3 separate regions of the Homo sapiens genome follow, and regions 2 and 3 are each linked to region 1. Evidence: chromatin contacts called from ENCODE Hi-C data. All regions are on one chromosome and are shown on one strand. The core of a region is the stretch at or near the end of the contact, and the rest is flanking DNA. Distances in the headings are between cores, read along the strand shown.

Region 1 (3,833 bases), core at 458-2,957:
CTGAAGAAACAGGTTGTTCAAAGGGACTCAGAAGCAGTTCAGTATTGATGGAGCACCAAATAAGATGGGATGGCAAGGAAATAAATGAGTCTCAAGAGCAATTCAAAGATTATAAATGGTTACATAACTATGCTACATAGGATGGAATCTACCCTGTAAGCAGAGAGGAACTACCTACTGTAGGCATTTTTAAAGGAGGGGTTATTTATCAGATTTTAGAATGTAATTTTTTCATTAGAGTTCAAATAAGCATTTAGTATTAAAAATTGTGAATAACAAGCTACCTTTACAAACCTAAAAAAAAATTTATTATGTAACTTTGCCTTTTAAACAGTCTTTGCCTGGTATATTATCTAGAAGATTATACTCGGCGTTTGATAAATGATGACTAAACTGCAGAAGACAGACTGAGCATCAGTGGGCATGGCGCTTAATAACAAAGATTTTAAAATGTAAAAATAGAAATGTAGACTGGCAAAAAGTGCAAAAATGTTTTAAGGTTCCTTTCGCGGGGGGGAAGGGAGGGAATAGCCTCCCTCCTTAAATGCAGACAACCTTTCTCTTAATGACTTTTTCCTTCTATATAGTTATCAGAACTTAACCAAAACCTTCTTTTCCTTCCCGACTCTCTTTTCCTTACGTAATACTCATATGCAGACTCTTAGCCACACCCTAGTAAAGCAACTTCCCCAGCATTTTCCAATCTAAGTTTATTATCTCCTCCAACACTACAGTCTTTAGCTTCAAAATTTCAAGAGTCCTCTAATGTTCTATTTCTAATATGCTCATAACCATTTCAAAATCAAATGTTGCTAGAATATCTCTATCATGCTCACTGCTACACCCTCTCCCAACCACACCTTCATCATTTGAAACCTGCATTACAGCTCCACTCTCCCTATTCAGTCCTACAAACCTCATTAAGGCAGGAAGGCCAGAATCTGGAATTACTTAAGTCCAGGTGTATTTAAAGTGCGTGATCATTCTAGAGGACTAACTCATGTTTGTCTTTGTTCTTATTGTAGACCTAAATGACTTCACAAGGGCCCGTGTAACACCAGTATTGCAGACCCATGTGTCACAAATTCAACTAGCACATTGTTTTTCTCCCCCTTCTTCTATTTCTGTAGAAGATGAATCCGCAGGCAAGAATGATGGATGGGTGAAAGGGAGGGGGAATACGAAAGCCCAGAGGCGGAGACTTCACTTCCGATTGCCACGCTATATCAAGAAAGCCAACAGTCTGGCCTTTCCGCAAGCCACAAGAAAAGGCAGATCAGACTCCCCGGCTCCTCGGGTAGTTCTCAAAGGCAAAGACAAAAATAAGAAACTAGTCTGAAGAAAGAGAGTCCCTCGCTTCTTCAGAACTCACCTGTCAAGAGCGGCGTGGACGGCGCCATGTTGTCCCGGAAAGAGAAACCGCTCGGGTGAGAGTTCACCAGGGCCGAACCCGGCCCCTACACGTCTCCTCATGCGTGGAGACAGCGAATTGGTGTTTCCGGAGCCATCAGCCTCGGGGCCAATTCACTTCCGGTTACGGAGTGACGCGGAAAAGGCGCCCAAACGCGCACGCGCAAATCTAGGGCGACGCTTGACAGAGCTTGGGAGGGTGCGCCTGCTTTCGCCCTCCTTCTCCAGCGGGAGGGGCGCGCACTTCCGCGGGGCGGAGTCCGTCTAGTGCTGACGTTGGCAGCCGAACCCAAAGTAGATCGAGGCGGCGGGCTGCACATTCCCGTTGTTGCGTTGCGTTTCCTTCCTCTTTCACTCCGCGCTCACGGCGGCGGCCAAAGCGGCGGCGACGGCGGCGCGAGAACGACCCGGCGGCCAGTTCTCTTCCTCCTGCGCACCTGCCCCGCTCGGTCAGTCAGTCGGCGGCCGGCGCCCGGCTTGTGCTCAGACCTCGCGCTTGCGGCGCCCAGGCCCAGCGGCCGTAGCTAGCGTCTGGCCTGAGAACCTCGGCGCTCCGGCGGCGCGGGCACCACGAGCCGAGCCTCGCAGCGGCTCCAGAGGAGGCAGGCGAGTGAGCGAGTCCGAGGGGTGGCCGGGGCAGGTGGTGGCGCCGCGAAGATGGTCGCCAAGCAAAGGATCCGTATGGCCAACGAGAAGCACAGCAAGAACATCACCCAGCGCGGCAACGTCGCCAAGACCTCGGTAAGGAAAGAGCGGGCGCCCCTCTGCGTTCCGCAGCCGGAGCTGAGTCCGGGTCCCTGGGGCCGCGTCGCGTTTTCTCCCGGATCCGGCCGACCGTGGGCTGGTGCCGTGGAGGGGTAGGGGCCCGAGTCTGCGAACCGCCAGACTGTGGGGGCTCGGGAACGGAAGGGGAGACCTGTGAGGTGAGGGGGCCGGCGACCGGCGTGCAGGCGTGGGAGCCTGGGGTCCGAGTGGTTTCTCTGCATCTGAAATGGTGGATTTTCGCTTTTGCAGAGAAATGCCCCCGAAGAGAAGGCGTCTGTAGGACCCTGGTTATTGGCTCTCTTCATTTTTGTTGTCTGTGGTTCTGGTAAGTGGCTTGGGGGCTCCCATCAGGTAGAGTCTTGGGTTGAAAGGATTTGGGATGACGTGGTGACCGGTCAGTAGTGAGTCCTACCTGCGTAGTTCTCAACCCACCTGCCGAGGACTCCACATAATTCTGTTTCGTCTGAACCAAATTACTTGTTCCACATATGCACAGAGGGTGGTGCTCCAGAAACTTCTCCCAGCTTAATTTGTACTCACAGGAGATCAAAAAGGAGGTCAGGTCTTGGTAATGATCCAGTTGGAATAAATGTTAAGACCGGACAAAACCTAACGAAATGAGAATTTAGAATGTTTTGTAACTCCATTATCAGTCTTTGCAAAGAAAATTATAAATATGTACTATAGATGTTAGAACTTGATTTAACATATACCAGAATCTAATGTCTTAATGTCAAAATTGAGTATATTTTATAAAATAAAGCTTGTGCAAAGAATTGATTCACTATAGAGGAAATTACCTGATTGGCATTTTAATGTGTGAGTCAAATGTTTTTAGGTTAATAAAAGAAACGTTTGATACATGGTTTAAAAAAAAAGTGTCGGGGTAGCCTGCTGTCCCCTAAGAGTAACAGACACTTGCCTTTGCAAATAGATTACAAAAAAAAGGTCTTTCCTCTCTTCATTTATCATTTTAATATGCAAGCTGTTAATATTGAAGTAGATGTTTGTTTTCCACATTCTAAAATTACTGAGATTTCTGTTTAACGTTTCACTTTGCCTTTCTTCTTCACTTACCAATTGGAAGCTTTCCTGATAAATGGATGAGAGCCAAGCAGTTTATATAACCTGAAGATGATTGAATTTCAGCTTTGTGAGAATGAGGAAACATGCATGTGTTACAGGCCAGGCCTTAAAAGGATGCTTATAAACCAAAATAATTCTATGCTGGAAAAACCTGTTGGCTTTGGTGCTTTAAGTTCTTTGTAAAATGATTACTTATCTGCAAGTTCTCTTGGATACTTAGACATAAAGTTCAGCGAAGCTAAGATAAAAAAATAACTCAGGGATATTTCATTGTTTTATTTATTCAGACAGGCCTGTCTTCACTTCTTATTATACTGAAGTTATGTACCATTTGCAAATGTAAGAGTACCTTTGGATTCTTCAGCTACCTTAATAAATATTTGTTAGACACCAGACCTATTTTATTCAAAGCTTATTTTAATATTTGCTCTTTCTTTTTACAGCAATTTTCCAGATTATTCAAAGTATCAGGATGGGCATGTGAAGTGACTGACCTTAAGATGTTTCCATTCTCCTGTGAATTTTAACTTGAACTCATTCCTGATGTTTGATACCCTGGTTGAAAACAATTC
Region 2 (3,833 bases), core at 599-3,098, 8.1 Mb after region 1:
AATTATTTTTCTAGAATTGTAATGTGTAAATAATTCCCTGGTATTTCACGTAGTCCAGAAACATGTCCAAGCAGTTGATGTTGAATCAATCTTGCGAGCCTCCAAATCAGTATCACAAGCTAACTGTATTTGTTTAATTTCTTCTTTTCCTGTATTTGCTCTTACAAAAGGGGTATTGGTCAGTAAAATGGTATTAACATTTATTAAATGTCAAAATATAAAGAAAGGTAGTAATTCCAAATTATTAACATCTGTTTTTGGTTTTATGTTTCTTCTTTTTAGGCCAAGACCCATGTTCTTGACATTGAGCAGCGACTACAAGGTGTAATCAAGACTCGAAATAGAGTGACAGGACTGCCGTTATCTATTGAAGGACATGTGCATTACCTTATACAGGAAGCTACTGATGAAAACTTACTATGCCAGATGTATCTTGGTTGGACTCCATATATGTGAAATGAAATTATGTAAAAGAATATGTTAATAATCTAAAAGTAATGCATTTGGTATGAATCTGTGGTTGTATCTGTTCAATTCTAAAGTACAACATAAATTTACGTTCTCAGCAACTGTTATTTCTCTCTGATCATTAATTATATGTAAAATAATATACATTCAGTTATTAAGAAATAAACTGCTTTCTTAATACATACTGTGCATTATAATTGGAGAAATAGAATATCATGTGTTCTTATGGTCAAAAACTATATTTGCAAGAAACAAGCAAGTCTAATTTCATTTTACAACTTCTATTGATTTCCTTTTAAAAGTCCTAGCTATTGTAAGGATTCACTTGAAGAACAAAATTATATGGAATAAATACTGTGGGCAAGGCGTTGTGCCAGACTTGTGCATAGAGCTACCCTCTCCTGCCCTCCAGGAAGTGACAGTCTAGTAAGAGAGATATATAAATATAAATAGCATATCATTAAGTTCACTTAATAAAACTTTGTTTTAAAGTGTGATAGGGAAAAAATATAAGCCAAGAAGCGTGAATGTGAAAACGAAATAAACATTCTGTAATTTGTGTGATGCTGCCATACTGCAGTCCCAGAATGCAGAATCCAGTGGTCATGAAAGACAGCGATACTTAACATTTCCTGAGATCTTAAAATCCAAAAAGTATTAAATGTTTAAGGTTTTTCTGTAAGTTTTCATCCAGAAGACTTAAATACAAAGTAACGGGTTAATACATTCAAATAAGTGGAAAACTCTTACATTTAAAACTGATAATTTCACTTAAGTTGATAGAACTCTCCTTTGCTGTGCGGTTGAAAGTGTGATGGGGAAAAATATGATAAACCCGGATGCAAGAATGTCAAAACTAAACATTAAATGATTTCGTATCCAAGGTCTTATGTTAACAGTTGCGGGGGGCGGGTACATGGGAAATTTTTTTGAACAATTTGGAAAAGAACGTTTTTAAACGTATGTATTAAGAAACGTAAGTTTAAATTCCTCAGAGAAAAAAAATTATTGACAAAACAACAAACTAAGCCAAGTAAATCACCAGATCTTTCGAAATCTGAATGAAAAATACTGAGATTAGCAACCCTAGGAGACAAGCGGAACAAAAATCAGTGTTCGATACCCTTCCCACACCTTCGTACGGTTTTCATGCCACTTCCAAATCCACTTAGAAAGCACAACTCTATCATGGGGCATTTTCGCCCCTAAGTTGCAACACACCAGCAAACCTCCGCAGATTCCCTGACCGCCACTGGACAGTACCGCGGCCCCGGCCGCGCGAGGCCCGGAGGGCTAAGCCCCGCCCCTCGGACGGCCTCGGATCCTGCCGCTCTAGGCCCGCCGGGCGCTCTCTATGGTCGGCCGGGCGGTGTGTTGTCATCCGCGGAGCGACGACCGGAGGCTGCGGCGGAGCCCCGGCGGGGCGTTTGGTTTCGGTTTGGCCCTGACTGGGATTAGTGTTGACGATCGAAATGGGAGTCCCCAAGTTTTACAGATGGATCTCAGAGCGGTATCCCTGTCTCAGCGAAGTGGTGAAAGAGCATCAGGTGGGTGAGCGAGGGGCAACGGCTCAGAAAGCCGAGGACCCGGGGCTCCGCGGCCCTCTCCACCTTAGAGCTGGGGCTTTCGAGCCACCTCTTTCCCCTCGTCGTCTGGACGATTAGTGGCATTAGGGAGGGGGACGGAAGGTTTGAGGACGCCCGGATGAGCCGAAAGGGGCTAAGGACGCAGGTTGCCTGTGTGTGGACAGAGCCGCTGGGTTCACGGCTTCTCTGACAGCTCTTGCTTCTGCTGGTCCTTCCGCGACTCCGAAATGAAGTCCTGGGAAAGAACGCTTTTACTGTTCTCCGGTTTCCTCCCGGGGAGCTGCAAGTTGCCTTTTTCCTTACAGAGGCTGCGAAGCTGGAGTGGGTGTCCTCGTAGGTTCCCCCATCCCACCCAGAGCGGCAGACCCACTTACAGACGATAACAGCCGCTTCCGCACGCAGTCACCTTGTTTACTTTCCCTGATCTAGAGCGCGGCCCACCCGGCCCCCGGAGCCTAGACTTTCCGACGTGGCTGATGGTCATATTGGTGATGCCTTTTGTTACTTTCTGTTATTTCAAAAGCAGCACCAATCCCCTGTTGCCAAAACAAAAAACTCTTGGGCCAGCTGGGGAGTGGGGCGTAGGACCTTTTATTTGGAGGCCTCACTGTGTGACAGAGGGGGTTGGGAAACGAATTGATAGAACATTAATACTACTAATAATATTTGGCATGTACTGACCCCAGGACAACGTTAATGTGTAGATTCCGAAAACGTAGTTTATATATTGGAACTGTGGAAAGAGAGGAGAAAGCAGTCGTCTATTAGGTAAACTAGACTTTGGGTGATACTTTGGTGTTTGTCACATTTAATGAATTTGATCTCTTTTCTGATGCTTTACAGAAAAAAAGCTTGAAATTTGTGTAGCTGATTGAATCAGTTGTGATGGGTAGTATTGTAAATAGCCTATTAAATTATGGTTTAATCGGCATTTACGAACATGAAGGTAGTTTACTTCTGGAAAGGAGTTTTTGTTGCTGGATTCCAATCAGATTTGGTAGATGAGAAATAGACTACAAAAAGTTTCCAAGGTTAGCTTATCTTGAATTTATTTGAAACATAGATTGAGTTAGGTTTAGAGAGGTATTTTTTTCCCCCGGGGAGGGCTAAAAAGGAAACCAGTACATTGCAGAAATGGAGACAACCAACTTTGGCTTTTCTTGCATCCTTCAGTCAGTACCTGCTATATATCAGTCACTTTATCTCTAAAGTGCAAAAATAATGCGATTGTTATTCGTGATGATTTAATACATAATTTGTTCAGTAATATTTTTATTCTGTAGTCTGTGGCACAGAATTTGGTTTGGTGAAAATATCTTAGATTCTCTCCATCCTGAGGAATTTTGTTACTGAAGAATGAAAATCTCTTTAATGCAGTTTTATGACATGGACACTAAGGATAGGTTTTGTGAAAGCTTTATATAGAAACTGGGAGGAGAATTATTTTTAAATTTCACTGTAAATAAATTTTAAAATTTGGTTCATTGTTGTGATACCTTTCAAAAATGTTTGATTAAAAAGAGACCAAAGGTTATCAGCTTCTCTGTTAAGTAGAACTTAAAGATGGTAATGCCTAAATAAGTCACAGGCATTCAAAAGCTAGTCCTGGGCGGGAAGGATAGGGAGAAGAAGTAAGTTACGGGAAGTCAGTGGTGTGGCCTCAGTAGCATAGGTTTTCAGTTTCTCTGAATCATCTTGTAAAAACAGAAAGAGAAACTAGAAACCAAAGTTTAAAATCCATAAAACAATTACAACAAACCATGTGACATGCTATCCCCA
Region 3 (3,833 bases), core at 495-2,994, 5.3 Mb before region 1:
AAGAGCTGGACAATGGGGTTTACATTTGCTCCTTAGGTCAGAAACTAAAGGTTTGTGTGTCTTAACAGCTCCCTGGACCTAAGCACCACTGGTGCCTTGGTTTAAAAGAGTTAAAATCAGCTACCTTATAATCTTTTACTCATTGTTCGACAAATACTTTTTGAATGATTACCGGGTGCTAAGCAACCATTCAAGAGGACCTCCTAAGATGTGACCCTTGAGCAGCACCTTTTAAAAAGAATGTTAAAATTCTGCCTGAACAAGGCACTACTATCTGACGTAGAGCACCAAATCCACCTCGAAGTATACAATCCCACCCCCCGAATGAAATTTAATTAAGTTTTTTCCTAAAGCTAGGCCCTCAACAGCGTACAGAGGAGGTGTATCTTAATGAAGTAAATCGCAATTCAAAACTGCACGGTTTCCCGCTGGCAAAACTGACTTAGTGAAGGTCAGAAAGAACTCCAGGCCAATGAAAATTTTAATACAGAGGTGAAAGCGAAGGTGCCCAATTCAAAAGCGGGACGAAAGTAAGAGGAACGGTCTAAGAAAAGTGAGTTGGAGGAGAGATGAGCAGCAGCGGTCAAACGTGCTCTCCCCGCCGGGTACGTCAAGGCGGCAACTTTTCCAGCACTCCGGAACTCCGGACTGCCCAGGCCTCGGGCGAGCTGGCACGGCTCGCGTCCCGGGGAGGGACCCCAAAGGCGGGGAAGCGGGTTACCCCGCAAACCAGCAAGCTCGACAGGGAGCAAGCTGGACGGGGGCGGGACCTGGACACACACCCTTTCCTCTCTGAGAAGGAAGCGGGGAGGGAGAACGGAGTGCGCGACCCTGGGGCCACCAGCCCTCACGCGGGCCTGCAGGGGCGTTGGGGGAGGGGGAAGACAGTGCAGCTCCGAGGGGTTCGTCCAGAACCGGCCTAACCGCCGCGGAGCCCAAGGCTGGCGGGGGGAATGGAGCGGGCCTCGCCGAGGGCAGGCGGGAAACGGGGTGGCGGGAAGACCAGAGGCCGGCCCAGCTCCAACGCCGCACAGGAGGCCCCGACCCTGCCCTGCCTTCGGCGGGCCCCGGGATCGCCACAACGGGCCCCCAGCCTCCCAGAGGGACGGGGTGGGAGCCGAGGAAGCCCCCACCCCGACACGCAGACACACAAGCCCGCTCGCCGCCCTACCCCCACCCTCGCGCCGCGCTCGCGGGCTCTGCGCCCCACAGCGGCGCGGGGGAGGCGGGGGCCAGCGACGCGGCCGCGGGGAGCTGATGCCCTCCCCGACGCCCGGACCTCGACACGCAGACAAGATCAACAAAGCATCGCCGCTCCCGAGATAAAACATGCCACAGGCCCCGACCAGGGACTCTACGACGCGTGGCTGCCCGGGGCGCAGGGCTGCGCGGACGGGCTGGGGGAAGGGGGTGGGGAAGGGCCTCGCGGGGTGGCTCCCCGGTCCGGGAGCCTCGCCTCCGCCGGGATGCGGTGCTGCAGGGACCCCCACGCTGACCTTGGAGTCTCCGTTGCACAGAGCCATCGGGGCCAGGGCCGGAGCCGCGGCGGTGACGGCGACAGTACGAGACGGGGCGGGAGGGTGCCGGAAGGGTCGGCGCCGCGGGCTGAGGTTGAGAAGGAGGCCTGGTCGAGGAGCAGCCGGCAGCGGAGAGGAGCCAGCCGCCAGAAAAGCGCCGAATGGAGCAACAGCAGCGGAGCGCGGGCCCCAGCGCCGCGGGAGAGAAGACCAGCAGCGCGCACGCTGCCCCCGCCTCCTGCTTCCGCCCCGGCCGGCCACTGGGAGGAGCCAGAGCCCGTTCGGCTTGGCAGCCGAGCCTCAGATACCCTCCGCAGCCGCCGCCAAACCGGCCGGCCCTCGAGAGGAGGGGCTCGCGGCGCCCGGCCCCGCCCCCAGCCCGGTCCCCGCCGGCAAAGCCGGCCGGGTCTCCCGCGGCCCGCCCTTGGGAGGAGGAGCCCGCGGCATCCACCGGCTCCGCCCCTCCTGCCCTCGCACCGAGGAGCCCGCCCCGGAGGAGGGGCCTGTGGCGCCGGCCAGGAGAAAAACCGAAGCCGAATCCGAGCTAGTTTGCTGCTGCCGGATTTGCCTGCTACCTTGGATGACTTCGGGAGGCTGGCGGCACCGAAGAGGCCTCCTGAGAGCTGGGCCCCTGGCGGAACTCTTAGCCGGTGGCGTGGCCTTATCTCAGGTTGCTGGACATGAAGGAGGCCAAGGCTGCTTTGGAAAGTTCCGTGGCCATATCTCAAGGATGTCATTGTAGGAACTGATCACTTAGATACTTCAAAAGTTATACAGCTCCCCACAAATACAGCAGGTGCAGTATTTCCAAAGAAAAGGGAGTTTGGGAGTGGTAATCTGGTGAGCAGCTGGCCCAGGGAACTGGTCGTGAAGCTCTGTTTGCACAACAGTGTTTTTATTGGAATTGTTTGTGGGGAAGGGGCTGCAGTCCCTCCACCTACCCCTTGGCAACCATCATGATGATGAGGTGTTACTTTGAATTTGGTTACCTAGAGGCCTAAATCGAGATTGGGGTATAAAGAATAATACTTGAGATGGCTTCCAGCTAACAAAGCCTTTCCACAAATATTTTTATTATAATACAGCCAACATTTTGCTGCAGTCATTCTTGTGTCAGACTGTAGCTAGGGTATTAAGGAGCCAGAGTGAGAAAATACTTTAAAAGCTAACTTTAACCAATCCCGTGAAAGTAGTAAGGTAGGATTGATGTTCTTATCCTTTTTACAAATGAGGAAATTGAGGCTTAGTGAGATAATGTGCCTCTCAGTATATATAGAATGTAAGGCCTGCCCAATCTGGGAAAGTGTAGACAGTTTATTAGTGAAATATTTACAAAAACGAAAGGCTTAAGGTCCTAGTGGGCCTGAGACTTAAGTATTTCGCTTACCTTTTTTTGAACGGAAAATTGAATATTTGAACTCTCCAAAGCCATGGATACTGGCTTCTCTGGGTAGGTCTGTATGCACAATCTAAAGAAGAGTGCAGTAACCAATAGGAGAACCTCAACTTACATAAACATCCACCCCTAATGGAGTGGAATGTGATGTGATATACTGGCATTAAGGATTGGCTAAGTCCCATCTATCTTAAACAATGCTTAGTTTAAATATATTCTAGGCTGGGCGTGGTGGCTCACACCTGTAATCCCAGCACTTTGGGAGGCCTAGGCGGGTGGATTACCTGAGGTCAGAGTTCCAGAACAGGCTGGCCAACATCATGAAACCTGTCTCTACTAAAAATACAAAAATTAGCCAGGCGTGGTGGCATGCGCCTATAATCCCAGCTACTCGGGAGGCTGAGGCAGGAGAATCGCTTGAACCCGGGAGGTGGAGGTTGCAGGGAGCCAAGATCATGCCATTGCACACCAGCCTGGGTGACAACAGCGAAACTCCATCTCAAAATAAACAAATAAATAAATAAATTCTAGTGGTCACCTGTGCTTAATGGCTAAGAATGTTGGCATGCACACAATATAGGATCCTGATATTCTTTCTTCTTTAGCTTCTGACTCTATTGACCCATCCCTCTTTGTTGAAACTGGATTTTCCTTAAAATGCACCAAAAAGTTGTCTTTTTATCTCTGTGATTGCTCTTGGTTGCCTTTGCTAGCTCCTTTTCCTATGTCTGGCCTTCAGGAGCTTTAAGTGTTGGATTTCTTCAGTATTTCTATTCCTAATCCTTTTCTCATCTTACTCTTCCTTGGAGCACTTGTTTAAAAATACAGACTTGTTGGCCAGGTGCGGTGGCTCACACCTGTAATCCCAGCACTTTGACAGGCCAAGGCAGGTGGATCACCTGAGGTCAGGAGTTCGAGAC

Evidence for each region. Hi-C counts contacts between places; a loop is a spot of excess contacts on that map. Pooled maps may share reads with other maps.
Region 2: a map of CD8-positive, alpha-beta T cell shows a loop between it and region 1 (15-fold over the local background). The contact joins the promoter of XRN1 here to the promoter of SERP1 in region 1. A Hi-C loop is called at or near these places in 2 of 168 maps with a recorded cell type or tissue (CD8-positive, alpha-beta T cell and naive thymus-derived CD4-positive, alpha-beta T cell) and 5 of 50 pooled maps.
Region 3: a map of CD4-positive, alpha-beta memory T cell shows a loop between it and region 1 (10-fold over the local background). The contact joins the promoter of GMPS here to the promoter of SERP1 in region 1. A Hi-C loop is called at or near these places in 2 of 168 maps with a recorded cell type or tissue (CD4-positive, alpha-beta memory T cell and naive thymus-derived CD4-positive, alpha-beta T cell) and 10 of 50 pooled maps.

Annotation. Positions count from the first base shown.
Region 1 is chr3:150,544,370-150,548,202 of GRCh38, reverse strand. It overlaps SERP1 (stress associated endoplasmic reticulum protein 1), which reads left to right and starts at 1,707. Exons shown (of 3, transcript NM_014445.4): 1 at 1,707-2,151; 2 at 2,425-2,500; 3 at 3,705-3,833. The coding sequence starts at 2,068. The coding sequence ends at 3,745. EIF2A (eukaryotic translation initiation factor 2A) reads right to left here and starts at 1,416. Exons shown (of 14, transcript NM_032025.5): 1 at 1,373-1,416. The coding sequence starts at 1,400. RefSeq lists enhancers at 1,109-1,648, 921-2,120, 1,566-2,196.
Region 2 is chr3:142,446,052-142,449,884 of GRCh38, reverse strand. XRN1 (5'-3' exoribonuclease 1) reads left to right here and starts at 1,848. Exons shown (of 41, transcript NM_001282857.2): 1 at 1,848-2,015. The coding sequence starts at 1,941. ATR (ATR checkpoint kinase) reads left to right here. Exons shown (of 47, transcript NM_001184.4): 47 at 283-650. The coding sequence ends at 456. RefSeq lists enhancers at 1,851-2,130, 3,663-3,833.
Region 3 is chr3:155,868,561-155,872,393 of GRCh38, reverse strand. It overlaps GMPS (guanine monophosphate synthase), which reads right to left and starts at 1,744. Exons shown (of 16, transcript NM_003875.3): 1 at 1,497-1,744. The coding sequence starts at 1,523. RefSeq lists enhancers at 951-1,710, 2,250-2,299 and a silencer at 890-2,109.